2 separate regions of the Mus musculus genome follow, and region 1 is linked to region 2. The links are chromatin loops, found by intact Hi-C in ENCODE. Cell type or tissue: heart. All regions are shown on one strand. Links, peaks and the distances in the headings refer to the core of each region. The heading gives the core; the rest is flanking DNA. Region 1 overlaps Prkar1b (protein kinase, cAMP dependent regulatory, type I beta). Region 2 overlaps Dnaaf5 (dynein, axonemal assembly factor 5).

Evidence for each region. Hi-C counts contacts between places; a loop is a spot of excess contacts. Peaks named below come from ENCODE experiments on the same cell type or tissue, not always from the same donor. Only the 100,000 strongest peaks of a DNase experiment are listed, where the experiment ranks them.
Region 1: a loop joins it to region 2, with 2.1 times the contacts of the local background. A loop is called at or near these places in 4 of 42 quality-filtered maps.

Annotation. Positions count from the first base shown.
Region 1 is chr5:139,112,222-139,128,486 of GRCm38, forward strand. Prkar1b (protein kinase, cAMP dependent regulatory, type I beta) reads right to left here. Exons shown (of 11, transcript NM_008923.3): 2 at 15,366-15,564. The coding sequence starts at 15,542. Among named protein-coding and RNA genes, the nearest start is that of Prkar1b, 9.4 kb to the right of the region's middle. In heart, for the core only: no CTCF peak of the experiment used is centred there; a DNase peak (open chromatin) is centred at 6,550; H3K27ac peaks cover 868 bases.
Region 2 is chr5:139,169,129-139,185,393 of GRCm38, forward strand. Dnaaf5 (dynein, axonemal assembly factor 5) reads left to right here. Exons shown (of 13, transcript NM_001081265.2): 8 at 1,046-1,214; 9 at 4,998-5,145; 10 at 8,787-8,937; 11 at 12,289-12,445; 12 at 15,400-15,591. Among named protein-coding and RNA genes, the nearest start is that of Sun1, 23 kb to the right of the region's middle. In heart, for the core only: CTCF peaks have their summits at 10,010 (motif pointing left) and 10,219; DNase peaks (open chromatin) are centred at 9,973 and 10,423.

The DNA of each region.
Region 1 (16,265 bases), core at 4,184-9,183, 60 kb before region 2:
ACTCCACTCTAACGATAGTACATTAAATATGCACATGTATAAATCCACGCCGCCAAGGAGAATGGGAGAGACGCCATCACAAGACTTTAGAGGATTCCTGGAAAAAGGACAGCCAACCTAGGAGTTGGATCCAGGACAGATATGGGTTTCCCTAGCTTCAGGAAAGAAGTGCCCTGCAGGATCCCCTGGAACACGGTGGCACCCAGAGCAGACCCCAGATGAGGAAGGCAGGACCAAAATCCAGCCCCTAGGCAGGCCCTGCACCAGGGCCAGTTCCACGGGCCCTCATTGCTTCCCTTGGCTTAGCCTTCATTATGGAAATGTTCAAGATAATACAAAAGTATGACTCACCAAACACCCGGAGCCCGGACCTACCAGAGATCAAAGGAGGTCCACTCCTCCACTCCCTCTTTAGTCACGCATGCATGAAGAGAACCTAAGGTGCTACCACATAATTTGAAGAGGCAACCACGTCATTAGGAAAATGAAATTCTGCCTGCCAGTTTGTGGGCATAAATAGCATTGAAATAAATAACGTATTCCAGAAAGGATGCTGCCACCATCACGCACCCCGAAGTCAGGCTTCACGAGGGAGGATGGTGGTTTATCCAGTGCGACAATTTCTATTAAAGGATCTCAAGCGACACAACATCTAGTGGGTCGCCTTCTGTGCTCGTGAGAGCCCGACTCTGCACGGTCCCAGAATCCTCAGCTCCTCGTCTATGTTGGAAGGTGGAGGCACAGACTGGGGAAAAAAACCCAGGTAAAGGTGGGCATAGTAGAACATACCTGGGTATCCTTCCAGCAGTGGAAGGGCTAAGGCAGAAACACCATGACTTTGAGGCCAACCTGAGTGTCACATTAAGACCCTATCTCGGGCTGGTGAGATGGCTCAGTGGGTAAGAGCACCCAACTGCTCTTCCGAAGGTCCGAAGTTCAAATCCCAGCAACCACATGGTGGCTCACAACCACCCGTAATGAGATCTAATGCCCTCTTCTGGAGTGTCTGAAGACAGCTACAGTGTACTTACATATCATAAATAAATAAATAAATCTTAAAAAAAAAAGACCCTATCTCAAAGAGCAAATGATAGTGTTAGCAATGTATGTTAGCAGAGTGTTCACTTGTCACGCATGGAAACCTGGGTTTGATTCCCCAGCAACCTCATTTGGGGTGAGGGGAGGGAGCTTGAGACAGGGTTTCTCTGTGTAGCCCTGGCTGTCCTGGAACTCACTCTGTAGACCAGGCTGGCCTTGAACTTAGAAATCCGGCTGCCTCTGCCTCCCAAGTGCTGGGATTGAAGGATGCGCCACCACTGCCCGGCTCCCAGCAACCTCATAAGAAGAGAAGAGTAGCGCTACCTATAATCCTAGCCATCCAGAGAGTCTGTTCTACATGGTGAGTTCGAGAACAGCCAGGGGTATGTAGTGAGACATACTCTGTCTCAAAATCAAAAACAAAAAGCAAGAGAAACAAAAGAAAAGAAAAATGCAAAGGTACAGACAGGGGCTCCAAGAACACGTTATATTCTTGTAGGAAACATCTGGATTACAGGACATTCCGACCCTCCTACCTCCACCCCATTCTGCCACAGGGATCCCTGAGGGCAGCTGTGAGGGAAGCTTCCACCCATGCCCCGGAGATGAAGGCTGGACCTCCCACAACACCAACAGGAGGCTGGCTCACCAGTCCTGTAGTATGAGCACAGCCCTCAGCATGTGGCTGACATTTCTACAGTGTCCTCTCCCATACCTTCCCCGCACGCTGAAACACACATGGTCTGTGGACCTATCACACACCAAGTTTGGGGTTGAGCTGTGGGGGTGGGGGGATGGGGAGACAGTGCACAACTCCAGTGTCACTGGCTACCTCATCTCACACAGAACCTGGCCCTTTAGAAACTCAGGTCAAGTGACATCACAGGGTCCTGTTGCCTTAGCAACCAATCTCAGCATCTGGAGATGCCTGCTGTTCTCTTATAGCTCTCCCTATTGCCAGCTCCAGAACAGATCAACAATTAGTCCTGGAAATACCTTGTACACTCGGAGAGGTCCTTGCTGGGCTGCGCGTGTGGCGTGTGTGCATGTGTGCGTGTGTGCATGTTTGCGTGTGTGCGTATGTGCATGTGTGCGTGTGGAGGTCAGAGGACAACCTGAGCTCTTGCTCTCAGGCACTAGACACTGGACTTTTGTTTTATTTTGTTCTTTTGAGATGATGTCTCTCCCAGGCTCGGAACTCACCAAGTAGGCTAAGCTGGCTGCCCAGCAAACCTGGCTGCCTCAGCCTTCCCTGTGCTGGTTTCAAAGGGCCCACTACCTTGCCTAGCTTCTTAAAAAAAAATATATATATATATATAAATACATAAATATATTAATATAAATATATTTTAAACACACAAATGTATAAGTAAGTATATTTAAATATATGTAGATATATTTAAACATAAATATGTGAATATAAATATTTACATAAGTATATAAATACATATTTAAATAGATGAATATATGAGTATAAATATATACTTAAATATATAAGTGTGTGAATATATATATATTCTGGGGATTGATCTCAGGTCTCATATTTACAAGCATTTTTATCAACTGAGTTAAAACCTCTCCAGCCCTATTACTATTTTTTGTTGTTTGTTTGTTTGTTTGTTTGTTTGTTTGAGACAGAGTCTCATATAGCCCAGGCTGGCCTCAAACTTACTATAAACTTCAGGTTGGTCTTAAACCCCCGACCGTTCTGGAATGCTGGGATGACTGATGTGTGTTACCCGCCCAGTTTCTCTGAGCAGTCAGAAGTTGTGGGTAATGAGCCACTGCCACAGAAACCACTCACACACACTCATGGGCCATTCCTACCAAGACCAGGACTCTAGCCAGTGATCTCTCCTGTGGCTTGAGTGACAGCCAAGCTCCGGGCCTTTGCTTTTAGAAGTGATTTAAAACAACAGCTGAAAATGATATAAATACAATGCTGAGGTATGAACCTCTCAAAAAGTTAAAAATTTAAGTGAAAAAACAAAAACAACTTGGGATTGAATGACAGAATAGCCACACAATCATGGGGATCAGAGTTGGGATCCCCAACACCCACATAAAAAAACTGGGTATAGTCGGGTGTTTGCATTCTTGGTTCCTGGAAGACTGATAAACAGATTCCGTAGGCTTCTACCTAGACAAGACTAATCACCAAGCTCCAGGTTAAGAGATACCCTGTCTTAAAATAAAATAAAATAAAATAAAATAAAATAAAAAGACCCTGGACATTGACCTCTGTTGCACGCACACACACGCACCACACACACACACACACACACACACACACACACACAAACATACACACCCCAAATTCCAGCACAGTTAACATTTGTTGTGACAGATGCCAACCTGTAGACAATATTCTTTACATATTGTGCCTGAATACCTATCTTCAGAGCTTAGGGTGTTCTCTCAGATGCAGAGTTGCAGAGTTGTGCAATGATGAAGGTTCCACGTTTTACAACTACACTTATCTGTGGGGAGGTGAGTCTCGGGCTGCGGCATACATATGTGGAGGTCAGAGGACAACTTGTGGAAGTTAGTTCTCTCCTTACATCCTGGGGATTGAACTCAGGTCCACAGGCTTGGTAGCAATCACCTGTATCCACGGAATGATCTTACCAGCAGCGCCAATGTTCTACTGTTTGAGGGGCTGCTGGCTGGACTCTTCTCCATGATAGCTATACCATTTTACATCAGTAACATTGTGAGGCTTCAATCCCCCCACACTGCCATCAACATGTTATCTCCTCCCCCCTCTTTTCTCTTCTTCCCTCCCTCTCCTCCCCTACCCCATTTTTTTGTTTGTTTTTTGTTTGTTTGGGTTTGTTTTGGGGGGTGGTTTTTGATTTGTTTGTTTTTGAGATAGGGTTTGCCTGTGTAGAGCTGGCTGCCCTGGAACTTGCTCTGTAGACCAGGCCAGCCTCAACTTAGAGCTCCTCCTGACTCTGCCTCCTGACTGCTGAGATTAAAGTCCTGAGCCACCACCACCCTGCTCAACATCTTATTTTCTGTTTTATTTTGTTTTTAATATGGTCAACAGAAATGGCCTTTGGACACCTCAACTTTGTGAAAACAGTAAGACCCAGACGTTGGAATGACTTGAGACAGGGACAGAAAGTCCTGTCTGTACAAGGACCCCAAGATCCCACAGAACTGTCCCCAAAGGGACAAACCTGCTACCTGGAGATAATGACTGAGCTGGGGAGGAAGGGGGCATGAATCTTCCCTTTGTATGAGGCTCCAAGCCAAGTGTCAGGCAACTCCTAAGAATGTCTAAAAGCCTGTCTCAGAGCCACCTCCAGCAAGAAGATTCTGTATTGTTCCTTCATTGCTCTACCCATGTCTAAAGCGATCTTATTTAAATAACTTATGATCTTGAGACAGTCAAAACGACCCAAGTCTCTCCATGGGCTTCGGCTAGCAGTAGGGTACTATTAAATGGTGGGTGTTAAAAACAGTTCTTGCCTGGGTAGTGGTGGCACACGCCTTTAATCCCAGCACTGGGGAGGCAGAGGCAGGCAGATCTCTATGAGTTCAAGACCAGCCTGGTCTACAGAGTGAGTTTCAGGACAGCCAGGGCTACACAGAGAAACTCTGTCTTGAAAAACAAACAAAAACAAAACACAACAAAAATCCAGTTCTCATGGGTCAGCAAGATGGATTAGTGCATCAAGGGGCTTGCCACCAAGCCTGACAACCTGAGTTCTGTCCCTAGTACCTACATCTTTGAAGGAGAGAGCCAACTCCTGCAAATTGTCCTCTGACTACGAAAGCAGAATATGTAAAACTCTCAGCTGTGCTCAGCCAGAGTCTTTCCTTGCTGAGGTCTTTCCTTGGCTACTTTGTGTTTTGTGTTGTTTGCAGTGAGGACTAAACCCAGGGCCCCATGCTTGCTGGCACGTGTACTGCCACTGAGTTACATTCCTGGCTGTGGGCACACTTTCTACCTTTGTCATTGCTAGAACAGGCTGAGCTGGTGACAGTGGCAGCTACAGAATGGGAGCAATGGGACAAGTGGTTCCAGGGCCAGTGGTTGCAAGGGATGTCTGAAAAGCTTCAAGGGACCCGGGACAGATATCAGGAACTGCAGACCCCAGTCATAGGAGGAGTGCCAAGGGGTTGCCAGGACTCAGGAGCTGAGGGTCCTGACACACAGGACCCACGAGTTCTAACACCCAAGGCCAGTTCAGAAGCAGAGATACCAGCAGATGCTGTCCTCACCTGCTACTGCCTATGTGGCTGCAACTGCTGGGGGGAGGGGGTTTACAATAGTACCACATGGGTTGTCGGTTAGAGCCCAGAGCAGAGAGCCTCCAAGCCTGTGGCTTCTAAATCCAGGAGCAGTTTATCCCTGCTCTCTGGGTAGGACTCTGAGCCTCTGCCTCTGCACCTGCCCATCCGGCCCCTAGGCTTTGGGTACTCAAGGGCCCAGAATGGAGAGTCACTTACCCACAATTCCTATCTAGATAGAACAGGACTCCGGCCAACTCATTTGTACCGGCATCTGTTTTACCTTGTTGAGCATAAGCCTCACACTGTCTCGGAAACACAGTGTCAGGCCACTGTAAAAACACCAATGGAGAAAGTAAGTGAATGAGTGCGTGACTGAATGAATGAGTGAATGAAAAGGCAGCATCTCATGTCATATAGGCCTCACAACGCAAGCTACCACTCAGTCACCCAGCTACCTTGTGATTAGGTTGATCAGGAATGAAGATGCAGGGGTCATAGTGGCCCCCCTGTGAGGGACCCCTGAAAGCCCTTTCAGGATCAATGGGAATTCAGAAAAGTGTCACCCCAAATCAAGACATGGGTGGCAATGGGTAAGTCATAATGGCCTTAGCTATGGGGTGGAGTCAGGGACAAATTCTGGTTTCACAAGTCCTTAGATAGTGGGGCTATGTTGAGACAAGTCACCTCTCCCAGACCCATGGCAACTGGAAACATCCAGATGTTCATAGGTCGCCCTGTGCCTGTCAGTGGCTTTTATTGCAGGAGAGTGTGGCTTTGCGCCCCTAGGTCCTCCCCTGAAGACTCACACACACCATCACAAAGACAGGCCACCTCTCTTACGTTACCAGGGCCTCACCCTCTAGTTGACACTACTGGTCCTGGCAAAGAACATTTTTCCATCTCAGCAGACAGGGGTCAAGTTGAGCAGGATACAGGTGTTTCAAAACATCAAAGCCATGGGTTTCTGGAGTCATCAGGGGAAAGCAGTGTGGGGCTTTGTGCCAGCCAATCTCTCCTAACCTTGTCTTCTGCTTTCCCTCTGGCCAGTGCCAGCATACCCCCCTGCTGGCACCCGCTTTGGGATTCAGAACCTCCTCTGGCCTTTCAGACCCCTCCCCCCCAACATACACACTTCCTGTCTCCTGTTTTTACTCTAAAGCAGGACAGTCAAGGTCAGGGGTTAGGACAGGCTTTTCCAGCCAAAGGAATTTTCCTAACAAGTGTGGGAACAAGTTTCCAGAAAGCTCCTTCAGAATGTGCCCAGAAATGAAGTGAAAGGGGACTGTCCCCATCCTGCTCCCCTGGGGACCAGTCAACTTCCTGGGCTCTGAATGGTGTTCTCCAACTGACCACAGTTTTCCTACACACCCAGGACAAAAACCACAGACGCCAAGGGGTGTGGCTGGACTCAACAGAGGTTTGAGCCCTCTGAAGGAACTCAGCATACCCTTGGGAGACAGACAGAATTCCTCAGTCCCACCAACTTCAGCTGTCTACTTTTCTCCTCTGGAGAACAAGATTCAGGAGGTCAGAGAGAGGCCATTTCTGAGGGGAGGCACCCCGACTTGACAAGAGCATCCATCTGGGACAGGGAGAGCATGGGGAGCCATTTGTGGGCAAAGCCCCAGAAGAGTTCCCCATATAAGCTCAAGGCTATCCCTCTGTATTCTGAAGCCCCAGGTCTAAAGGAGGAGCCAGTTATTTGAGGACCTGGTTCTCCTCAAATCCTACCAGAGTAGGATGGTCATAATCGTGGCAGGAATCCCATGAGCCTCTGGGGCATAGCATGAGAAGCTACAAGTAAATCTGCCCATGTGGGGAAACTGAGGACAGAAGGGGTAAAGCACCTGGTTTGGGGCAGGGGGTGTTACCTCGCCATTCAGCACCAAGAGTAGAAAAGACACCCAATTCTTCAAATATTTATGAAGCATCTACTGTATACCAATCCTCACATAGAAACTAAAACAGAGATGATGCAAGGGGAGAGAATCCTACCCCAGGTTTGGAAGAAGACAGAGGGATTCTGGGAAGACGAGCCTTCCAAATTGACCCCAGCGTTCAACTGTCACTCTTAAAAAGAAGGTCCAGGAGCAGGGGATGCCCAGCTGAGTAGTTTTAAGTCACAAAGGGCCACCTCCCTGCCAGCACTGTTCAGAAATTGAGCCTCTTTCCCCACCTGAGACACAGGGAGTTTCTGCATCACCTGACCACTCTTGCCAGACAGTTACCACCTCATTAGTCTCCTGTGAGACTTGGGTTTGACTGTGCAAATTACCACCATTCATTCCTTCAATCTGCAGTGTGTGTGTATGTGTGTGTGTGTGTGTGTGTGTGTGTGTGTGTGTGTGTGTGTGTGTGTGCTGGGGATGGAACCCAGAGCCCCCTCAGCTTCTGTTTTTTTAATTTTTCTCCTTTGTCTCTTCTGCTTTGGTGGTGGTGGTGGGGGAATAGGATCTTTCTATGTAGCTCAGGCTAGCCTCAAACTTGAAGCAATTCTCCTGCCTCAGTTTTTCAGACAATTCTCAGGAATTACAAACCTGTGCCACAATGTCTGGCATGCCTGTACCCTGCTTTGCTGTTCTGCTCTTTCCTTGCATCTCTGATCAGACACTGGAGGCTGATCAATGTCTCTCCTCCATATAAAATGTAACTTAATAATGGGGTGTTTGATGTGGCGCTTCAGGATGAGGGAAGAGTCATGAAGCGGTGATACCTGGGCACATGAACTAGCTTGTGCAAAATCTGTAAGACTGTTGATAGTAAAAAATTAGGACTGACTGAGGATGTAGCTCAACTATGCCTAGAATCCCCAGCTGGGGGCGTAGCTTAGTGGTAGAGCACCTGCCTAGAATCACCCAGTGAGGGGTTGGAAGTGTGACTAAGTGCTGTCTCCAGCATGCATATAACAAGCCAGATGTGAGGTCACACGCTTGTGTGGCTCACTGGCCAGCCACCTCTGGAACTCCAAGTCTCAGTAAAGAGACTGTGTCAAAATCAAGGTGAGAAGAACAGCTGAGGCTGACTTCTCACTACCATGCATGTGCAAACATGTGCGTGTGCATATGTATACACACACAAAGCTTAAAATTAAAAAGAAAAAAAGGTGCTAATAAGGGCCAGGGAAGTGTGTATTGTGCAAGCCTGGGGACCTGAGTTTGGTCACTAGAAGCCGTATAAAAATGGAAAGAGACAAGAAGACAGGAATAAAGTCACAAAAACCAGAGATGACAAAGGAAAATAAATAGGAGGCTTAAACCAACCATATTGATTATATCAAATGCCTATGATCTACAAAGGAGATGATACATGCATATCACTTAATGCCTATATAGGAATGAACGGGACTTAGTATTTTAATTGTAAATAATATCAACACATCAGATCAACGGTAGATATTATCATATTCAACTTAAAAACCTAAAACCAAGCCAGGTGCAATAGTGTCCACACCTCTAATCCCAGCACCTGAGAGGCTGAGGCAGAAGGATCCTGGGTTCAAAGCCAGGCTGGGCTACATTAGAAAGGGGGATGTGACTCAGTTGGTAGAGGTCTAGCTCCATTGAGTCCAAGGTAGATCCCCAGCACCACTTGACAGAGGGTGATTGTGGGGCCCACCATCTTTGCCCTCAAGAGATCAAGGTTATCTATCCTCAGCCACAGAGTAAACTTGAGACCAGCTATGGCTACAAGAGATACTGTCTCAATCAATCAATCAATCAATCAATCAATCACTTAATAAACATAATTAAAGAAAAGGGAGAGATAAACACACAACTGATGCTGGAGTCTCAATAGTCCTTGTTATTGACAAAAGGTCAAAAAACTAGCAAGAATGCAGAAAGTGGCTAAGGGAGATGGCTCAGCTGGTAAAGATACTTGCAGAAGAGGAGGAGGAGGAGGAGGGTGGAAGAGGAAGAGGGGGAAGAGGGATAGGAGGAGGGAGAGGGAGAGGAGGGGAAGGGGAAGACAGAGGGGAAGCAACTCCTCCAAGTTGTCCACTGACATTTACAAATATACCACTCGAGGCACCAGAGCCCACTCACATACATGCACACTCACACACAATAAATTTTAAAATAAAAAAAACTTTAAATCTATATGTATTAGATGCACGCCTTTAATCCCAGCACCAGCAAGGCAGAAGCAGGTGGATCTCTGTGGATACATGGTACCACTGGTCTACTGAGTGAGTTCCAGGACTCCATAGTGAAACCCTGTCTCAAAAGCTCATTTAAAAACAAACAAACAAACAACAAACAAACAAAGCGCCAATGCCGTGACCCTGAACTCTCAGTTAAAGCTGCACAGAGCTCTACCTGATCTCCTCAGGTGCACAGGGAGGAGCCACCCCAAAGCCACACTGTTATCTGCCAGAAAGCACACATTAATGAAATGAAAAGGTCTGGAGTCATTCAGTGCTCGTGGACCACAGTGAAGCTAGACCTGAATCACGGAGTCGTCTGGAAAACCTCCAGATATTGCAAAAAATTAAACAAAGAAAAAAAAATCTTAAGGAAGAAAACAAAGTTTAAGTCTCTGGAGAGTCAGGAAAGATCCTGAGCGGAGTGGACCATGGAGAAGAAACCTCCGGCATCAGAATTGTGTCAGTGCTGTCAGCGTTCCCAAAACCGTGCTCACAGGAAATGTGTGCACTCCGATGTTTCCTTTCAAAAAGAATTAAACTGTTATTTTGGCACTTCACCTTAAGCTTTGGAAAGGATATGGCCATCAATACAGCACAAAGAAGGAAATCATAAAAATAAGAGCAAACTCAACATCAAGTGTAAAAATAAATAAATAAAATAAGATCTGGAGAGTGGATGAAACTATCTCCTTGAAGATACCGAGGGGCTGGCGCCATGGCTCGGTGTAAGACCAATGCTGGCTCTTGCAGTTGGCCCAGGTTCAGTTCCCAGCCCCTACCTGGCTGCTCACAACCATCTGTAACTCCAGTTCCTGAGGATCCAGCGCCCTCTTCTGGCCTCCCAGACTACCTGCCATGTGCGTGGCGCACAGACATACATGTGGCACACAGATATGCATGCAGACAAAACACATAAAATAAATTTTTAAAAGGAAAAAAAATCATTAGAATTGATAATCCTCTAAATAGGCTTGTTAACAATAGAGAGGCACTAATCACCAGTATCAAGAATGAAATGGGGGAATGGAGAGATGCTCAGATGGCCTCCCTGGAGGCTCTTCCGGAGGACCAGAAATTAGTTCCCAGCACCCGTATCAAGGGGCTCACAACTGCCTGTAACTTCAGCTCCAGGGGATTCAACACTGTCCTCTGTGTGCAAACCTGGCAACCCAGTGCTGCCATGAACCTACATGTGTTGGTAGTTTTTAATTTCTCAAAGAATCATCTGGAAAGTCTCAAAAGTCTCAGTGAGGGATTGTCCAGATCAGGTTGACCTGTGGGTGTGTCTCTGGGGAACTGTCTTGATTTCCCTAATTTGGGCTGGAGGGGTGGGTTGGAGGGGATGGGCAGGGAGGACGGGCACGCCCACTGTGGGTGGGGCCGTAGTCTGGGATTAGAGCAGTGGTTCTCAGTCTTTCTAATGTCATGACCCTTTAATACACCTCCTCATGTTGTTGTGACCCCCCCAACCATCAAATTATTTTTGTTGCTACTTCATAACTGTAATTTTGCTACTGTTATGAATCATAATGTAAATATCTGTGTTTTCTGATGATCTTAGGTGAGCACTGTGAAAGACTCATTCAACCTCCCCAACAAGATGTCTTAACCCACGGGTTGAGAACCACTGGCTAAGATCAACAGAGAAGCCAGGTGACTTGGTGGTATAAACCGTTAATCCCAATACTCAAGAAGCAGAGAAATAATATATCTGCAAGTTCAGCCTGGTCTACATAGTGGGGTTCCAGGCCAGCTAGAACTACATAGTGAGAACTGTATCCCCACCGAAAACAAAAACAAAAACCAGACAGGAAGAGTAGAGAAAGCTGGCTGAGCACTAAACCTTCATGCAGTCACGTTTCTCTCTATCTTAGACGTAGCTGCCCTCCCCCCTGCACAGGCACACATCCATATATACTCACACACTCACACACTCACACACTCACACACACACACACACACACACACACACACACACACACACACGCACACGCACACGCACACGCACACACACACGGAATGCTGACCCATTACGCACTGAGCAATCATTGGAAAGGATGTCCCCGCAGAACAAATGACAAGTAGAGAAACATGTAAAATATAAAACTGCCACTGTCGCATGGCCACACCCAGCTAAAGATTGTTTAAACAGCACACCCAGCAGGGAAGGGGTGTGGAGGGAGGGTGGCTCAGCTGGCAAGAGGGTTAGCTTCGCAAGCACTGGGTCCTGAGTTTGAATCCCTACCTATGTAAAAAGCTGGGCACTGCTGGGCATTGTGGCACACACCTTTAAGCCCAGAACTCAGGAATCAGAGGCAGGCAGATCCCTGAGTTCGAAGCTAGCCTGGTCTACAGAGGGAGTTCCAGGACAGCCAGGGCTACTCAGAGAAACCCAGTCTCAAAAACAAACAAACAAACAAACAAACGAGATTTTCTTTTATAGGGATGGATGCTTTGATTTGTTTTTGTTTTGCTTTGAGTTCTATTTTCGTGACAGGGTCTCCCTATATAGCCCAGGCTAACCTTAAGGTTTTGATCCTCCTGCTCAGCCTCCTGAGTGCAGGGATGACAGGCATGTACCACCAAGCCAGGCTTATGAATTCCTTTTCAATATTTTGGGGGTGCTGAGAGGATGGCTCAGTTAGTAAGGTGCTTACAGCTGGAGCTTGAGGGCCTGAGTGTAGGTCTTGGGCACATTTGTAATCCCAGCACTAAGGAGGAAAAGCAATCGACTCCCTGGAACTCAAGAGCCAGCCAGCCTAGCTGAATGGGTGAGCTCTAGGTTCAATAAGGAACCCTATCATGAAGCAATAAAGTGGAAAGGGATTAGGGAAGACACCCAACACTGACCCCTGACCCCCGACCCCCACACACGGGTGCACACGTCATCGGTACCTGTGTGCATAGGTACACGTGAACATATGATATAAATTAATTAGATGACAATTAAAAAAATATATTTTAAGCCAGGCAGTGCTGGTGCACGCCTTTAATCCCAGCACTTGGAAGGCAGAGGCAGGTGGTTCTCTGTGCCAGCCTGGTCTACAGAGTGTGTTCCAGGACAGTAGGGCTACACAGAGAAACCCTGTCTCAAAAAAAAAATATGGATGGATGGATGGATGGATAGAGAGATGATAGATAGATAGATAGATAGATAGATAGATAGATAGATAGATAGATAGATAGATAGGAAGGAAGAAAGGTAGGTAGGTAGGCAGGCAGGCAGACAGACAGATAGATAGATAGATAGGAAGGAAGAAAGGTAGGTAGGTAGGCAGGCAGGCAGACAGACAGATAGATAGATAGATAGGAAGGAAGAAAGGTAGGTAGGTAGGCAGGCAGGCAGACAGACAGATAGACAGAGATTTTAAAAAGTGTTTTTGGAAGTTGGCTAAGTGGTTAAGAGCAGTTACAGCTTTACAGAGGACCCTAGCTCTGTTCCTAGCACATATGCCTAAAACTCCAATTCCTGGGGATTTGACACCCTTTTCTGGCCTACAAAGCCACCGTTGGTTATGTGGCATACAAATGCACACACACACACACATACATACTTAACAATAGCAATAACAATAAACTTTAAAATATTTCGATAAGTGCTATTTACTATGTTTTTTTTTCCCAGAGTTGGAGGTAAAGCCAAGGATTTTCACAGCTGTATGCCAGTTAAGCACTGGACCCTTCCACTGAGTACCACCCCTCCACTTGAGATGGAAAGAGTGTCTTAAAGAGAAAAACGAGGCTCGGTCTTTTGAGTCAGGCATGGCAGTGATGTCTGTATTCCCAGCACTCAGGGGCTAAGGCAGGAAGATCATAAGCCTGAGACCAGCCTAGGCTACATAGCAAAACCTTGTTTCCAAGAATACACAGTATGAACTAGAGATGGTTCAGCAGTTGAGAGCACTTATTCTTGCTTAGGACCTGTGCTTGATTCCCAGCACCCACATCTCACCACTGTCCATAACTCCAGTTCATCCAGGGGATCCAATGCCCTCTTCTAACATGGTACACAGGCATGCATGCAAGCAAAATACTCATAAGTAGAATAAATAGATATCAACAAAATATTTATGTTAAATAAATTTATATTATGAACATAAAATAGAATAATTCTTAAAAATTAAAAACATAGTAATAAATAGTAGTAGTAGCAGTTGCTTTGAGTTGGAGCTATGATTACAGGAGGCCACCATGAAAAGTGCCTAGCAGCAGATGGTTCACAAATGCTCAAAGGCAAGTCACAGCCTGATGAGACTCCCCATCTGGTCTCCAACTGGGACAAGGGAATGACCTCAGGTGACACTCAGCAATACTCTGGGTGGGGACCTATGGTAAGGATGAAGCTGGTACCTAGGAGGAAGCCATGTGCTCTTGATAGGAATCCTGCTAGCCACCCATCCCAAGCAGAGGAGGAGCCCAGGAGAGGGGCTGGGGAACTGTGAGCGACGTCATTCACCGAGGAGCCAGTCAGGGGCACCTGTGTCCTCAGAACAGTGGGGCTAGAGCGGTAAGGTGGAGTGTACTGATAATCCTTACACTCTGAACGCTGATGCAGAAGGATTGTAAGTTTGAGGGGAGCCTGAGTTGCGTAGCATGACAGTACCACAAAGAAAGAGAGGGTGTGAGAGAGAGAGAGCACATGTGAAAGTGCTTCTTCCCATCAAATATGTCTGGGGCAAATTCCTCCATCCACACTGCAAGTCCAGCATGCAGATCAACATGGACCTGGACTACACACACCTCCATCACTTGCATGATCAGATGCTTGCCTTTAATTTGTTTTTATGTACGTGTGTGTCTGTGTGAATGTGTGTGTGTGTGTGAATGTGTGTGCACAGGGAATATATGTGTGCCTGTGGAAACCAAAAGAAGGCCCCGGATCCCGTGAGAATGGAGTTACATATGATTATAATCCACCAGGTGGGTGTTGGGAATCAAATCCGGGTGCTGTGGAAAAGCAACCAGTGCATGCTCTTAACTGCTGAGCCAGCTCTTCACTCCTCTCACTGGGATCTGGGGGCTTGACAATCTGGCTCTGATGGCTGGCCACTAGACTTTAGGATGGTTTCTATCACTAGACCTCAGCCAGACAAAGTGGTCCAGCACTGAAGAAAATGAAGCAGGAGGATAGTGGCAGGTATCAGACGAAGCTGGACTACAACGTGAGATCTTCTTAAGACATACACACATAACCAGACTTCATCCCCATCTGGTCCATATGAAAACTGCCAGCGAGTCCTGTGGCCACTAACCAGGTTCAGATAAATAATCCCTGAACCAGTCTGTGAGAGTTCTGAAGACTGTAAACCTCAAAGAAATAGAAAGCGAGAGTGTGGGACCCAGAGATGAAGCCAAGGCCAAATAAAGAAAAGTCAGTGTCAAGTCAATCGAATTACTGGGAATGTAGCCCAGGGCCTTATTCATGGGAGGTGGTGGTGGGGGTCCAGCCTCTCTCACTAGGGGATTGGAGGCAAGGGCTCTACCACTGAGCCACGCCCTCAGCCCCTCACTGGGGGATTCTAGGCAGGGGCTCTACCACTGAGCCACACCCCCAGCCCCTCACTGGGGGATTCTAGGCAGGGGCTCTTCCACTGAGCCACGCCCCCAGCCCCTCCCTGGGGGATTCTAGGCAGGGGCTCTACCACTGAGCCACGCCCCCAGCCCCTCCCTGGGGGATTCTAGGCAGGGGCTCTACCACTGAGCCAGGCCCCCAGCCCCTCACTGGGGGATTCTAGGCAGGGGCTCTACCACTGAGCCACACCCTCTAGCCCCTTGCCTGGGGAATCTAGGAAGGGGCTCTACCATGGAGCTTCAGCCCCAGCCTTGCTTCCCATGATCCTGACAGATCTGGGATATAGGAGCATCACTATCTTGGAATTCCAAGGAGGGACTTGAAGCAGCTTTGCCCAGGCCACCTACAAAGGATACTAGGGGCACTGACCTTCTCCAACTTCTCAAAGTGCTCCCGGAGGAATCGCAGTGGCCGGTCCGGCTTGGCGACACAGAGGTGCACAATGCATTCTTTGAGCACCTGCTGGATGCCATGTTTCTGCACGTACATCTCGCATCCTTTCAGAGAGTCCTCATCCTCCGAGTGGAAGCATGATGGGGAGGCCATGGTCAGAATGTCTTCTATGCTCCTGTTACAGATGACACAATCAGCTTTAGGAGGTGTTGGGGAAGCCAAACTGTTCTACCATAAACTATATAAAGTACACGTGGGCTGGGCCTGGTGGTACAGGCCTGTCATGCCAGCTACTCAGAAGATGAACACAGGAGGACTGTGAGTTCAAGGTCTGCCTGAACAGGACCAGCCTATACAACTTAGTGAGAACCTGTCTCAAAGTAAAAAGTAAAAGCCTGGAATGGGTTTAGAGAATATGACTTAGTTGGTAAAATACTAGCCTAGTATGCAGATTTCATGCCCAACACCAATGAACTCTGCAGTGATGCATAACTATAACCCCAGCACTCCTCAGCACGGAAAGACATAAAGATAAGGAGTTTAAAGCCAGCCTTTGCTACATAACAAGTTGGAGGCTGGCCTGGTCTATGTAAACTTTGCCTTTAAAAAGAGGGAGGGCAGGGGAGATACTGACAGGATGGTTCAGTAGATAAAACATCTAAGGCCCGAGCATGAGGACAGAAGGTCAGATCCACAGCACCCACAGAAATGCCAGGTGGGCATGGTGGCCTACAGTCCCAGGGTGAGGGAAGTGAAGCCAGGGTCCTTGGGGCAAGCTAGCTAGCTAGACTATCTGAATCGGTGAGCTATGAGTTCAGGGAGAAACTGTGCCTCACTGTATAAGGTGGAAAGTGGTCAAGGAATGCACCCAAGACC
Region 2 (16,265 bases), core at 7,013-12,012:
AAGAGGCCAGCCTGATCTACAGAATGAGTTTCAGGACAGCCATGGATACTGTGAGAAACCGTATATCAAAAAAAAAACAAAAAATAGGGCTGGAGAGATGGCTCAGCGGTTAAGAGCACTGACTGCTCTTCCAGACGTCCTGAGTTCAATTCCCAGCAACCACATGGAGGCTCACAACTATGTAATGGGATCCGATGCCCTCTTCTGGTGTGTCTGAAGACAGTTTATTCACATACATAAAATAAATCTTTAACAAAATGTATTATTAAAAAATGCACCAGCGTGGTGGTACACGCCTTTAATCCCAGCACTCGGGAGGCAGAGGCAGGTGGATTTCTGAGTTTGAGGCCAGCCTGGTCTACAGAGTGAGTTCCAGGACAGCCAGGGCTATACAGAGAAACCCTGTCTCGAAAAAAACCAATAAATAAATAAATAAATAAATAAATAAATGCTAGCCACTATGGGGACCGGTGAGATGGCTCCTCGTGTCAGGTTGCTTGCTCCTAAGGCCGACAATTTGAGTTTGATCCCTGGAGTCCAACGGTGAGCGAGCTGACTCCTTCAAGTCCTCTTCTGACTTGGATACGTGCACCGAGGCCTGCATACCCTCTTCCCCACAAAGAACATCAGTAAATGTAAATGAAAAGAACAACTGGACTCTAAGTTGGGGCTATAACTCAGCTAATTTACCTAGTATGATACAGCATAAAACTGTGTGTTAGCACATACCTGTAATTCCCACACTCAAGTTAGAAACAGGAGGATTCGGAATTTGAGATATTCTTAGCCAGCCAGACTGCATGAGATCCTGTCTCAAAAAGTCAAAAATACTTTTTTGGTTTTTTGAGACAGGGTTTCTCTGTAGCCTTGGCTATCCTGGAACTCACTCTGTAGATCAGGTTGGCCTCGAACTCAGAGATCCAACTGCCTCTGCCTCCCGAGTGCTTCGATTAAAGGCGTGCACTGTTGCCACCACCACCCGGCCTAAAAGTTATTTTTAATTTAAAAATCAGTCTGGTCCCATCCTTTGTGTCCCCTTTTGTAGGCCCAGAAGACCATGGACACACTGGCTGAGGTGGAGGATATCCCCAGCAGTCAGGACCTCTACCGCAAGCATGTGGGTGCACTCCTGGAGCGGCTGACAGCCTCGCATGGCGAGTGGGCAGTGCACTCTGTGCAGTTGCTGAAGTTCACTGTGCTCCTCACCCAGGCAGGTGAGCTGCAGGGCCCTGGCCTTGACCCCAGCGTAGTTCTTGTTCCAGTGACAGGGCCTACATAGCTCAGGATGGCATCAAACCAGGTCTGCTCCTGCCTTGTCTTCCCACATGCTGGGGTCACAAGAATGAGCCACTGAACCCAGGAGAAATGTCTTCCACGGTAAGCCTTGAGAATAGGGTGTGCCGTGGTTTCTTTGGCAGCTTGTGTTCTTTAGCTCCGTCTGGTTTACAGTGGGATCTAGCATCTCCAGCCACAGAGGCTTTTTGCGGAAGTGAGAAAGAAGCGTTGTATTTTTATTTTGTTATTTTTTGTATTTTTAATTCCAAGAGATGCAGCCCCCTTCACAAAGCCCCCAGCTTTGAAGGAAAGGCTGTAGATACAAGAGGCACAGCCCCATTCCTTTGCTCCAGCCATGCAGCGTGGCACATCTTTGTGCATATGCTAGAAGGTCTTGTTTGCTGCAGTGTTAGAGTATGGACAGATGAGAATGCAGAGGTGGCACTTACAGGACTGAAGAGATGGCTCATTCAGTCAGGTACACACACACACACATTCATGCAGTCATATGTATGCATAACATAAAACAAAAAAAATTTTAAAGGCCAAGCATGGTATCATGTTCCTGTAATCCTGGCACTGGGGAGACAAAGGCAGGAGGATCCTTGGGCCTTGCTGGCCAGCCAGTTTAGGTGATTCAGGGCGCCCTGGGTGCAGTGGAAGGTGTTTCCAAAATGAAGTGACAAGCACTTGAGGAGAACACCTGATGTCAAACTCTGGCTTCCATGTGCTTGCCCACACAAGGAATAACAAGAGGCCATCCCACTCCCTGAGACGACCTGCCTTGCTGGATGGGGTTGCTCCTGGCCCTGTGAGCCTGGATCATGGGAAAGTCCTACTCCATCCATCCTTCAGGACCCAGTACCCTTTCCTCTCCTGGCCGGGTGGTCAGTAGTGGGGCCCTTTGTACTCAGCCTGGCTGCAAGTAGGGACATTGTTACAGTTTTAGTGTGGCTTGGTGAGTGCCCTTGTGTGGCCTCCAGTTCAGTCCTTTCCGATTGGCCCAGCTCCCTCTGGGGGCCATTTCCCACCATCCTCTGCCCCCTAAGCTCCTGGGTCTACTCAGTGTCTGGAAGGTGGAATGTGGGTATCAGAGCCTACATGTCGAGGGCCTTTGAGGCTTTCTGCTTTGCTTGCTGAGATATAAAGACCAGAAGAAGAACTGACTCAGTGCAGCAGCTCCTCCTGTCCCTGCCAGTGTCCCCGAACACTGAGGGGCACACTTCTCTGATGTGACCAGTGGCAGAGTGCACCCAGGTCTCCAGCCAGGAGCTGCCAGTCCCAGGAAAAGCTGGACTTGCACTGCAGCATGTTTCTCTGGGTGGACTTGTTTGGTTGTGAGGACCTGGTCTCATGCAGCTGAGACCAGCCTCAGACTTACGGTATAGCTGAGGATGAGCCTGAAGTCTTCGTCTTGCCTCCATCTCCTAAGAGCCGGGGCTACAGGTTTCCACCCTTGTGCCTGCTTTATGCAGTCCTGGGCTGGAATCTAGAACCATAGGTGTTCTAGGCGGGCACTCTAAGCACAGATAGCCCAGCCCTTCACTCAGTGGCGATTTTCTTGACAGACAGTTGCTTCTCACTGCAGCTGAGGTGAGAGTGGGCTTCTGTCTCCTGCATCCAAGCCCTTTATCCTTTGTGAATGAGACTCCAGCCTGAGCTCTTGCTTTTACTCTGAGTGCTGGCTTATCAGTTGCAGGTTTCCAGACATCTGTCTTTTGATGTTGACAGTCTGGGCAAACCCTGGCACTCTCCTGTGCCACTTGGAACAGTCCTCTGGTGGTCCTCCATGCTGGAGGGAGGGATCCTGCTTGTCTTGTCAGACCAGCAGCTGCTTTCCCCGCTGCCATTTTTGTTTCCCTTCTCCTCAGATCCTCACAGCTGCAGGCAGATGACGCTGCTGCCGCCTCTATAGGCCTCCAGTGCCACTGTACAGACACTGGACCTACAGGGGTCTGAGAAACTGCATCTTGAAATGGAGATTTAGATGACTTGCTGTGATGTCTGGTGGTAGAATTAGCAAATTGTGCCTGAGACTATGCTAAAATGTTAAGTCCCGTTTAGGGCCAGGCCATAGCTGAGAAGTGTCCAGGGGTGCGTTCTGGAGAGTTAGCTATATATGTCCAACTCTAGAGGCTGGGCAGTTCCAGTCACCAGGCAGTGAACCCTCAGGTAAGAGTTGACTTATGAAGTCTTTGTGACCTGGGGAAGGGTGGCTGAAGGGAGTAGACCCTGCCTCTTGGCTTTCATACGACACGGTTTGAGCAGACAGTGGGCATGGCATGCTTTGATTTTTTGGATGTCTCTTGACTTTAGTTCAGGAGTTCGGATGAGTAGGCCTTCATTGAGGACCATCCCAGGTCCTTGTAAAAATGCCAGGCATTTTGTTTGTTTGTTTGTTTGTTCATTTGTTTGTTTTATTTTGTTTTTCAAGACAGTGTAGACTGGGTAGCCCTGACTCTACTGGAATTTTTTGTGTAACCCAGGCTGGCCTCAGACTCACAGGTCCACCTGCCTCTGCCTCCTCATTGCCGGGATTAAAACTGGGTGCCACCATGATGATGTAATCTTGGCCCTTGGAGAGGTAGAGACAGACCAATCTCTGGGACTCCGTGGCCAGTCAGCCTAGCCTAAGCGTTAAGTCTCAGGTCCATGAGAGACCCTGCCTCAAAACAAGAAGGTTGATGGTCACTAATGAACAATTGGAGGCTAAGATATTGTCTCAATTCAGGGCTTAATAATAAATCCTGTGTCAAAAGAAAAAGGGGGCTGGAGAAATGGTTCCACCATTAAGACCTCTTCCTGCTCTTGCTCTCAAGAGACCTGAGGCTTGGCTCCTAGCACCCATGTCATGTGGCTCTAACCCCTGTGACTCCAGCTCCAAGAGGGTCATTGCTTCCGGCCTGATACTGCAGCCATGCACACAGCCTCAGGCACACATGAACAGTATTAAAAATAATGAAGTTATTTTTTTAAAAGATTAATTTATTACGTATAGTGTTCTGCCTGCGTGTATGCCTGCAGGCCAGAAGAGGACATCAGAGTGAGCCACCATGTGGGTGCTGGGAATTGAACTCAGGACCTCTGGAAGAGCAGCCAGTGTAATCTCTGAGTTCTCTCTCTAGCTTCCTGAAGTAAAAAAAATTAATAATAATAATTTAAGGAAGAATTTAGGCCGGGCGTGGTGGCGCACGCCTTTAATCCCAGCAATTTGGAGGCAGAGGCAGGCGGATTTCTGAGTTCAAGGCCAGCCTGGCCTACAAAGTGAGTTCCAGGACAGCCAGGACTATACAGAGAAACCCTGTCTCGAAAAAACCAAAAAAAAAAAAAAAAAAAAAAAAAGAAAGAAAGAAAGAAAGAATTTAGGGGGCTGGAGAGATGGCTCAGCGGTTAAGAGCACTGACTGCTCTTCTGAAGGTCCTGAGTTCAATTCCCAGCAACCACATGGTGGCTCACAACCATCTGTAATGGGGTCTGACACCTTCTGGGGTATCTTTCAAAAAAAAATAATTTAGAATAATTTAGAAGTTGTAAAGAGAAGCTGGATTTGTGTCTTGGTCACATAGGGAGGGCGATGCTGGAGTTTGTTAGTGTCCTCAGCAGTTGGGAGAGCAGCATGTCAGGAAGGCGAGCCATGGCCTGTGGCTTGCAGGGCTCCTACCCCAGCAGTGAGGCCTGGGAAGCCATCGGTGGCCTGCTGCAGCCCCTGTTCTCTTTCCTAGGCCCGGCTGTGGGAGAAGCGCTGCAGCATGTGATCCCCACCCTCAGGGCCTGTCTCCAGCCCTCCACAGACCCACACATGCGCCTGAAGCTCTTCTCTATCCTGTCCATGATGCTGCTGAGGCCTAAGGACACTGTCGATTCTCAGGGGTAGGTCGACCCTCAGGTCTGTGTACAGCCCACGTATGTGTTGGATGGGTCTTCCCACGACCCCCTGGGCAGGGCCCCCAAGGTCTAAAGTCCGGGCTTCTTGGTGGTCTGTATCTCTAGAATCCACCCCACTAGGTAAACAGTGATCTTGGTGAGTATACCACAGAGACACAGACAGTAAATCAAAGTCACTTTAGAGGAGTCATTAAAATTCCATCGAGTGAGAAAGTTTTAGGGCGCATTAACTATTAATGGCTTCTGTTTCGGCTGTTCTGTTTTAAAAGGCTTTTGGCACCTTTCAGACCTAACAGACCTGACTAAATTAGCATTGATGGTGAAGGCTTAAGGGTAGTCTGTTATCTCAGAAAAGCTCAGGGGCAGCTCTGCAACCTAAGAGCCTCAGATTTTATGGCTTTGAAGTAAAGGGAAAGTGGAACAAAGAGCTTAGGAAAGAACAGGCTCTCAGGGGAGGAGGGAAGCAAGCCAAGACACACACACACACACACACACACACACACAGCAGCTCATCCTGGAGAGGAGGGTAGAGCGAGGACACACACACACACACACACACACAGCAGCTCATCCTGGAGAGGAGGGTAGAGCGAGGAGACACGCACACACACACACACACACACACACACACACACACACACACCCCTCCCTCTCCTTGGTTCATTGAACAGACTAAGATTCAAATCACTCTGGGACCTTCCAATCCTGACCCTTGGCATCCTGGGTCTTGCAGATGGAGACCTGAGAACTTAAGCCCTGTGCGAGCTCCTGGGATGCCACCTCCCCCCACCTCACCCCATCCCCCACCCCCAAAATCAAAAAACCTGTCACTGTGAAGTGTGGTAAGCAAACTATAAAGTTCCCTATGAGTTTCTCATTCTAACCTTTCTCCTTCGAGTGCACTCTTAATGTGGGGCTGACTGCCAGCCTCTCACACGCTGCAGGAAATTCTGTTTCCTGCGATCTAAAAAACCTCAGGGCTGAAAAGGGACCATAAAAAGGTATTAATGAGCGTCTTGGCAACAGGCCTTCGGGCAGGCGTGTACACAGGAGTGGAGTGAGAGAATGGCTGAGCTGCCACCAGACTGTAGCCTTTTCTACACACCCAGTATGCTGAGGAACACTGCCACCCCTGACCCACAAACACAGCTGCCAGGTTTGGGCCAGGTTCCCAGTGACACACTTCAGACCTCTCCAGGGATCAGGTCAGTCTAGAGAATCCAATTATGCAGATGACTTACTGAGTGAGAGATTGCTACTGTTTGGGTAGGGACAGTTTGAAAATAGCATTGTCTTAGTGTTCTATTGCCATGACGGAACACCATAATCAAAAGAGATTTAAGGAGTTTATTTCACTTGTACACGGTCCACTGAGAGAAGTCAGGACAGAAAGCTGGAGCTAATGTAGATGCCACTGAAGAGGGCTGCCTACTAACTACTTATTGGCTTGCTCTGCCTGCTGTTTTATAGCACAGGAGCCCTGTGGTAGCACCACCCACAATGGGCAGGTTCCTCCCATCTCAACCACTAATTAAGAAAATGCCCTGCAGGCTTGCCTACAGCTAGATCTTAGAGAGGCAGTTTTTCAGTCGTGGTCCCCTTAGAATTAGTCTCTCAGCTGAGTCTAGTTTGTGTCAAGTTAACATAAAACTAGTCAGTACAAAATATTATTTGGTTTTGATTTATAATCACAGAATGGTAGAATGAAAGGTTGGTTGTCCAGTCAAGACTCAGTCTAAGGATGTCATCTCTGGCAGGGAGTCAGGATTCTTAGAGAAGGCTCTCTCAGCAAGCCAGAGTGGTAGCACCACCACATCCACCTACCACACAACCGGAGACTCCCACTCCCCACCCCTTCCTTGCACTCTTGCCTGAGCTATGGAGATGCCTGTGAGAGAGTTGGAGGGGACTACAGAAAGCTCTACCGAAGCCACTGCCTTTGCAGGGGGCCTTTGCTTCAGTGCTTGTGGTAGCCTTGAAGTAAAATTTGGTGTAAATTCTGGACTGGAGCCCAGTGAGTAAAGGCATTTGCTTCCAGACCTGACTACCTGAGTTCAGGCCTCAGGGCCCACATGGTAGAAGGAAACCAACTCCTGCAAGTTGTCCTCTGACTTCCGTGTGTGCACTGTGGACGTGTAGTACACGAGTGCAATAGATAAATGAAATGTAATGCAAAGTTAAGAAACAAGATCGGGGCCTACGGCCTAGGAATGTGGCTTAGCTGGTAGAGTGTTTCTCTAGCTCACAGGAAGCCTTGTATTCCTTCTCCAACACTGCATAAACTCAGAGTGGTGGTGTACGCCTGCAATCCCAGCACTCAGAGTGGTGGTGTACGCCTGCAATCCCAGCACTCAGAGAGGTGGTGTACGCCTGCAACCCCAGCACTCAGAGAGGTGGTGTACGCCTGCAATCCCAGCACTCAGAGTGGTGGTGTACGCCTGCAATCCCAGCACTCAGAGAGGTGGTGTACGCCTGCAACCCCAGCACTCAGAGAGGTGGTGTACGCCTGTAATCCCAGCACTGAGTGGTGGTGTACGCCTGCAATCCCAGCACTCAGAGTGGTGGTGTACGCCTGTAATCCCAGCACTCAGGAAGTGGAAGCAGGGGATCAGGTATTCCAGGCTAGCCTAGACTATATAACAAGACCTTGTCTCAAAAACCAAACAGACAGACAAACAGACAAACATGAGCTGGATGTGTGGCTCAGTTGGAAGAAGGCTTGCCCAGCATTCTCCAGCTTTGTACAAAATGGGTGTGGAGGAACATGCCTGTAGTTTCTGCACTCAGGCAGGAGAATAAGACATTTAAGATCATCATCTTCAGCTATATAGGAGATTTGAGTCCAGCCTGGGCTATATGAGATCCCATCTTTTTAAGTTAAAAATGAAAGTAGGTTATAGACCAGCAGTGGTGGGGAGAGAAGTCATGAGCAACTGGCAGACTGTCTGCTCTCTGAAGGGTGAAGCCCTGAGCAGTTTGTTAGAGAGGGCATGACAGACAGTTCCCCTTCAGGTAGCCTCACATTAGCAAGACCTGCTGGACATCTTCTGTATGAGAGTTCTTGTTAATAAAAGAAGATGTTTTGTGTGTGTGCAGGTACCTGAAGAGGCTCTTAGAGGACATTGCATGGCCCTGGAGCTGTAGTCACGGGGTTGTGAACCAAACACGGGTCCTCTAGAAGAGCGAGCTGCAAGTGCTCTTGAGCACCAGGCCGTCTCAGCCCCGTGTTACTTCTTTTTTGGTTTTGTTGGTTTTTTGAGACATGGTTTCTCTGGTAGCCCTGGCTGTCCTGAAACTCACTCTGTAGACAGGCTGGCCTTAAAACTCACAGAGATCCTCCTGCCTCTACCTCTCTAGTGCTGGGATTAAAGATGTGTGCACCACCACACCCAACCCTTATTTCTTGCTTCCTTTGTTTTAATGGCACAGATGGCAGGTTCAATGGGTGGTGACGGAGGTGCCATATGACCCACATAGATTATCATGGTTGGTGCAGCCCTTGAGCACAGAGCCCCCTGAAACCACCTTGTGCAGAGGCACAGGGTCAGGTCCAGTTCCATTCCCAAACTGAAGCATGTCCTTCAGAGTAGTCTGTTTGTCCTTCCTCACTTGCCCTCTTGTTCCAGACAGTTCCGTGGCTATTTGGATATGGTAATAAATGACATCCTAGCCCCCAACCTGCAGTGGCATGCAGGGAGGACAGCTGCAGCCATCCGGACGGCTGCTATATCCTGCCTGTGGGCACTCATCAGCAGTGACATCTTATCGGCCAAGCAGGTAAGGACAGCTGTGACCACCCCAGTTGTTTGTCCATGTGTGTATCATGGGACCTTACAGAACTGCGTCATTCAATCAGCACAGAAAGCTCTAAAGGGCTGAAGTCTGTGGGGCCAGATCAGGGCAGGGCCCAAGTCTCTTGCTCTGGTTCTCACATCTCCTTGAAAGATCTGGGATCTGGTCTACAAACTGTCTTAGTTTCTTATCCTACTGTTGTGATAAAATACCCTGACAAAAGCAACTCAAAAGAGACTAGGGATATACCAGGTCACAGGTATATGGGGAGATGACATGCCAGCCATACCTGAGTTTGGATCCCAGCATCCATGTAAAGAAGCAAAAAACAAAAACAGAACAGGCCTGGCCACATGGGTGACCAGCATTGACAGAGCAGAGACAGGGTTCACTGACAGTCAGTAAGCTCTGACTTCGGGATAGACCCTGTGTCAATATAGAAGGTGCTGGATGGATGGAGAGATGGCCCAGTGCTTCAGAGCCCTTCTGCTCTTGCAGAGGACCCAAGTTCAGTTTCTAGTACCCATGTCTGGTGGCTCACAACTCCTGAGAATCTGATGCTCTCTTCTGGACTCTGAATAGACAAACAGACACAAACATAGAAAATTGTGTGTGTGTATGAGTGTGTATACACGGTGGAGAATGATAATGAAAGATGCCTGGTATCAATTCCTGGCCTTCAAAAAAAAGCACATGAACACACATATGCATTATGTCTGCTGCAACTGCACACACAGTGTAGCACGTATTATTAAGATTAGTGCCACAGAAATTCTCCATCAGATATTGGGTAAATGGTCTCCGAAGTCAGTTTCTGTTGAATGCTCTTCACAAAATTCCAAGCTTAGGATGAGGGATAGCCCTGGGCTCAGCTCTTACCACACACAGGTGAAGTGGCTGAGAGTGGCAGGCCAGGCCTGCGTTGCTCTAAGCAGTGAAGTGAGCCAGGCGACTGAGCCATGGAAAGGTGAGGCTTCTGCACGGCTCCTCTGCCTGCCATCCGCTCACGGTGTGTGAGCGCCCCCTGCTGACAACAGGGGTCGTTACCTAACTCTCACATGTTGCACTCTACAGTGGGTAGGATCTGAGGTACTCGACTGACCAAATTAAAGCAGAAATGGTTAAGATGATCTGAACTTTAGAGAAAATGCAGTATTTCTGTTCTAGAACAGCAAAGCTGCAGGCAAAGCCCTCCCCTTGTGTTGTGATCCCTTCCCTCCTGACATGGATGCCCTCCCCAAGATCCCCCACCGTCTCCCACTGGTACCCTATCTAGTCAGCCCCTGCCATCATCCTGCTGCCCGCTGTTTTCTTGTATTTATTACACCATGAGAAGGCCCACTTCCAGAAGCCCTTCTGCTTCCCTGCAAAGTGTCACAGAGGCAGCCACTTGGTGGCAGTACAGTCATAACTCACCAGGCCCTCAGCCCAGGGCATGCAGCCACACTGCTTGTCCCCATCAGCACCTCCTTCACTGGCACCACCTACCCTCCCATCCCTTTCACCTCCTCAGCAAAGGTGATGCCCTCTTGTTGATCACGAGAGCCCTGCTCAGGCCACTTACAGGCCTGTGAACCATTCACTGGTTCACGCCTCCCTCATTCTCGTGTCCCGTGAAGCCTTATATATGCATCTAAATGTGGTTTATCTCCCAGGCTTGTCCCATTACATGCCAGGTAAGTGTTCTGCATTTGAGCCACAGCTCCAGGCCCTTTACTAGAAGGTTCTAGGCAGGGGCTACCATGGAGCCACAGGCCCAGTCCTCTCCCTGGGGGATGTTAAGCAAGTGTTCTGTGGCTAATCTGTGTTCCTAACTGATTCCACTTTTAATTTGGAGACAGGATCTCAGTAAGAGTCCTCAGCTGGCTTTGAACTTCCTCTGTAATCCAGGCAGACTGAACTATGAATCTCCTGCCTCAGCTTCTAGTGCTCACTAGGATAGGGCTTTGCCCAGCTTTTCCTACTTTCAAAACAAAACAAAATTCCCTGTCATAGCCCTTACAGCTCCCATCATTCCCTGCGCTTCTCTCCACTGAACCCCTGGAGAACTGCCTACACTTCAAATTTTATTTTAGTAGAGCAAAGGGTTCTTTTTTTTTTCTTTGTAGTGTGTGTGTGTGTGTGTGTGTGTTCGTTCGTGTTTGTTCATGAGTGCCAGAATTAACTTCTGAATATCTGTCCTGGCTAGTTTTATGTCAGCTTGACACGAGCTAAGATTCTCCCAAGAGGAGAAAACCACAATTGAGAAAATCCAGCTGTAAGCAGACGAGCCTGTAGGACATTTTCTTGATCTAGGGTTGATGTGGAAGGGCCAGTACACTGTGGTTGGGAACAGCCCTGGGCTGGCGGCCCTGGGTTCTAAACGAAGGCAGGCTGAGCAAGCCAGTGAGCAGCATCCTCCATGGCCTCTCCATGCATCAGCCCCTGCCTCCCCGTTGCCTCCCGAAGCAGACTGTGATTTAGGATATGTAAGCCACGTAGCCCTAACAAAGGCAGCATCGGAAGTCACTCCTCACATGCTGTCCACCGTGGGTCTCTTCCTGGCCTGGCACCGGGAATGCAGATGTACACCACCACACCCAGCGCGTCCATGAGTGCTGGGTTGATCTCGATTCTGAAAGTTCTCTACCATCTCAGTGAGTCTTCTCTCCAAGCCCCTGATGGGTTTTTTGTTAGTTGATTGGTTTTTCCATTGGGGTGGTTTTCTGTAGGTCAGGCTGTCCTAGAACTCCCTGTTTAACAGAGCCTGCCCTTGAAGTGCTGGGATTACAGGTGAACTGTCTGTAATTCACATGGTCTGCTTGCCTTGTGTGGCCTGGCCTATCCTGTAGCACTCTGAGCCGATAATAAGTGACTGGTGGTGGCCTGTAATCCCAGCCCTCGGGAGGCAGAGGCAGAGCTCTGAGTGTGAGACCAGCATGGTCTACAGAGTGAGTTCCAGGACAGCCAGGGCTACACAGAGAAACCTCGAATCGAAAAACAAATAATTAATAAATTCAAGTGATTCAAGGGCCAGTGAGGTGACTTGGCAAGTGAGGGCAGTGGCCATCAAGCCTGGCCAATGTGCTGAGTGTGCTCCCAGGAGCCGTGTGGTTAAGGGAAAGAACTGACTCTTGCAGATTGTCCTCTACACGTGTGTACCTGCACGCTTGCACACCCACAGACCTACACACAGAAGATAAGCAAAACTTTTATTGTTACAAACAAAACCAAAAAGATTCAAATCTACTTGTAGGTGTGCTTCGCAGCATTCAAGCTGCATTGCCTGGCATTGAGCACTGGTGTGCTGACAGCATGGGTGGTCCCACGTTCCTCACACCCATTTGTGGCCTGCAGGTGCAAGAGGCACAAGAGACCCTGATGCCACAAGTGCTGGCTACGCTGGAGGACGACTCCCAGACCACACGCCTGATGTCCTGCCGCATCATCAACATGTTCCTCAAGAATTCAGGGGACACCATGGAGCCAGAGAAATTCCTCAAGGTCTATCCTGGTAAGACACCAGGCGTGCGTGAGCACACACGCGCACACACACGCACACACACACGCACACACACGCACGCGCACACACACGCACGCACACACACACACACCACGTTATTTAGTAACTTCTCTTGTAGTTAGACATAGAGAGAATATTTCTTTTGACTCCTGCTGGGTATCCATATGCCATCACAGTGACAGATGAGCCAGTCCTGACTGAGCAGCCTTCATGAGAAGCAAGAGGTGGGCATTATTGGAGATGGAGGCCAGGCTCTGTTTCCAGGACCGGTAGGGTGTAGCCAATAAAGGTGGGAGACCCTCCTTGAAGCAGAAATTTTCCAGGTTCCAGTTTAAAGTAAGTGTGTGTGTGTGTGTGTGTGTGTGTGAAATAAGGTTTCTATCTGCCATTGCTACAGAGAGCAATCTACCTGGAGCTGGCGTGGTGGGGCATGATGTGGGCAGCTGCATTACCTGTCTAGAGGCAGCCTGAGCACCAAGCCAGTTAGAGACAGAGATAATGAGGCTGTCAAAGCCAACAAGATCCCAGGCGGTGACCCGGGACAGTACTGTACAGAACAGAGCACAAGAGGAACAGACGCGTCCTGAGGAGCAGTGAGCGTGAGGGGACGTGGGGAAAGCCAGCACAGAGATGCTTAAGTCTCCACGCTAGCTTGCTGACAGCCCCAGCACAGTGCAGGGCTGGTAGATGGTCCTCAGGACAGGTGGTCTTAGAGGGCTGAGGACACACCCCTCAGGGTTCCCATTTACAGTGGCTTGCTATTGTCAAAAACCAAAATAGTAACATCCTTTAGAGGCAAGTCAAGACCTGGCCATTCTTGCACACTGCTCTAATCCCAGCATTTGAGATTAGTGCCTGGGCAGGGAGCACTATTGCAAATCCTAGGCAGGCCACATAGAAAATTCCAAGCCAGCCAGGTCTACACAATGAGACCCAGTCTCAAAACAAACAAGAAAGCCAGGCATGATGGCACAAAACCATAATCCTAGCACTTTGGATGTGAAGGCAAGAGCATTGAGTTCAAGGCCAACCCTAGCTTCACTAGCCCTTGTCTCAGAATGAACAAAAAGTCCTAGGCTAGGCATGCTAGGTGTGTGCCTTTAATCCTAGAACTTCCCAGGCAGAAGCAAGCAGATCTCTGAATTCAAGGCCAGCCTGGTTTACATAGCAGGTTCCGAACCAGCCAGGGCTAATCAATGAGATCATCTTTTTTTTTTCCCCTGACAGGGTTTCTCTGTGTAGCCCTGGCTGTCCTGGAACTCACTCTGTAGACCAGGCTGGCCTCGAACTCAGAAATCCTCCTGCCTCTGCCTCCCGAGTGCTGGGATTAAAGGCATGTGCCGCCACCGCCCAGCTGAGATCATCTTTTAAATAAAAAGTCTCCCAAGAGTATTAGATAAACTCTGAAATGGCCGAAGGAGAAACGAGTGCATTAAAGGCCTTTAGCTCCCTAACACAGCCTCTGGCAGGAGGAACCAAGGCGTATTTCTCCAGGGACGAAGCGGTGGCTCCAGAAGAGATGGTGACCAGGGTTGAAGGTAGACTTGGATTCTCAGGCCTAGAGAACAGAATGGCTGAGGTGGGAGAAATCTCTACCAGAAAACCCCACAGGCTCTGCTGGCCTCTCACATTAAGTTTCTGATTGTTTTGTTTTTGTTTCCACCCACAGTCTGTGTGGCTCTACTTTTTAGCAAGCTTGGCTAATGCTTGCTGTCGACTGCCAGGGCTGGTGGCTTCCTACTTAGGAGGGAGTGCCAGTGGGAGAGTGCACACATTGGGCACAGCTCCTGCTCTGCCATTATGGCAAGCATAGCTCTGCACCACATTGCGACTTCTTAGTGCAAGGAGGAGGCTGTTGTGTAGGTGCCCTGGGCCAACCCTGAACAGAGGACAGAGGGGACTGCTCATAAAGGGCAGTGTCAGCTGCCCCCAGCCTGTTCACCCTTGCAAGTTAGCCCCACGAACATCAACCCCCTGTAATTCCAGAATTGGTCTGGGTGCCACCAAGCCTGGGATGGGTGAGTCCTTGCACTCAGGTTTACGCCTCAGCCGGTCTTGCTCTCGTGACTCGGACTCAGTTCTCTGTCATCCTGAGGTGTGTAGATGGTTTCCTTCTGTGCCTGTCCAAAGTATGTGAGCAAGAAGCAGCCAGAGCCCAGCATGTTGGGGACCCCCACGAGTCCTTCCTTCAGGTCCCTGTCCTAAAGCCTGTGCTCCTGGCAGGCGGCCTTGCACTCTGCCTGTGCTCCTGGCAGGCGGCCTTGCACTCTGCCTGTGCAGTGATGCTTTTCATGCCTTCAGGAAGCCAGGGCCATCCTGCTCATGATCAAGGGTGTCTGGCAGCACAAACTCAACGTTCTGGTACAGGGCAAAGAGCCTTCCCAACTAACACTCAGCTGTTACCCATTTGTGCGTTTTCCAGAACGTTTGTATTATAAAAGTAGGTTCCAGCCAGACAGTGGTGGTGCACACCTTTAATCCCAGCACTTGGGAGGCAGAGGCAGGTGGATTTCTGAGTTTGAGGCCAGCCTGGTTTATGGAGCAAGTTTTAGGGTAACCAGGGCTACACAGAGAAACCCTGTCTTGGGACAAGAAGTTTCTGCCTGTCAGGAAAGGTAGATCTGGTTTTGGCAACAGGCAGCCTGGTGAAGGACTTCCCACAGAAACAAACCAAGGGTGACAGTGTGGTGGGGTTGCTGGCCTCAGGCTCGTGAGCCTGCAGCAGGTGTGAGGAAGGTCAGCCCATGCTGTTGTCTGGTGTGCGCCTAGGTCGTCATGGGGGTCTCAGGGCTGATGGGACTGAACAGCTTCAGGGAAGTGAGGGCCATCATTGAAGATGCCAGTGCTGAGGACTCTCCTCTTCTGAGAGATGGATTCTTGGGCCCCAGAGAAAAGGCCCTCCACGTTTGCACCTTGGCCCTCATGCCTACTCCCACTCCCCACAGAGCTCTTGAAGCGCCTAGATGATGTCTCCAATGATGTGAGGATGGCAGCTGCTTCTGCCTTGCTCACCTGGCTCAAGTGCATCGAGAGCTTGGATGGGAAGTCCGCCTATCAGAGCAGCGTTCAGTTCCTGTACCGGGAGCTGCTGGTCCACCTGGATGACCCAGAGAGTGCCATTCAAGACACCGTCCTAGGTAAGCTCTCCAGGCTACAGTCTGTAGGGCCTGTGGCTTCTAGTGCCCTGAGACCAGGTATGTGTGATGTGAGTGTTTGCCTGTGCACGTCTGTGTATCCAAACATGCAATAGCCATGAAGGCCAGAAGAGGACATTGGATACCCTCGATCTTGAGTTACATTCAGGTGGTTGTGAGTTGCCATGTAATATGAGAATCAAATCCAGGTCCTCTTAACTGCTGAGCCATCTCTCCAGCCCCCACTTTTTTATATTTAACACACACACACACACACACACACACACACACACACACACACACGGGGCGGGGAGGGGGAGGAAGGGATAAAAATAATAAGAATACTGTTACAAACAGCTTAGCATGATGCAGGAAGGCCAGCTTCTGGATGCTGCTGACTTAGAGGGAAGAGTGGGAGGAGTCGTTGCAGGGGGTGAGGGAAGACTCTGGCTACACTGAGCCTCTTTGGCTTCCTTGGCTTGAGCACCTGCTGGAAGAGATTTGCCATTTGTTTGTTCATAATAAAACACACTGCAGGGCCAGCGAGATGGCTTAGCAGATAAAGGCACTTGCTGTCAAGGGTGGACACCTGAGTGTCATCCCCAGAACCCACATGGTAGAAGGAGAGAACACTCAAAGGTTTCCCCTTGAGTTCTGCATGCATGTAAGAAGGTGGT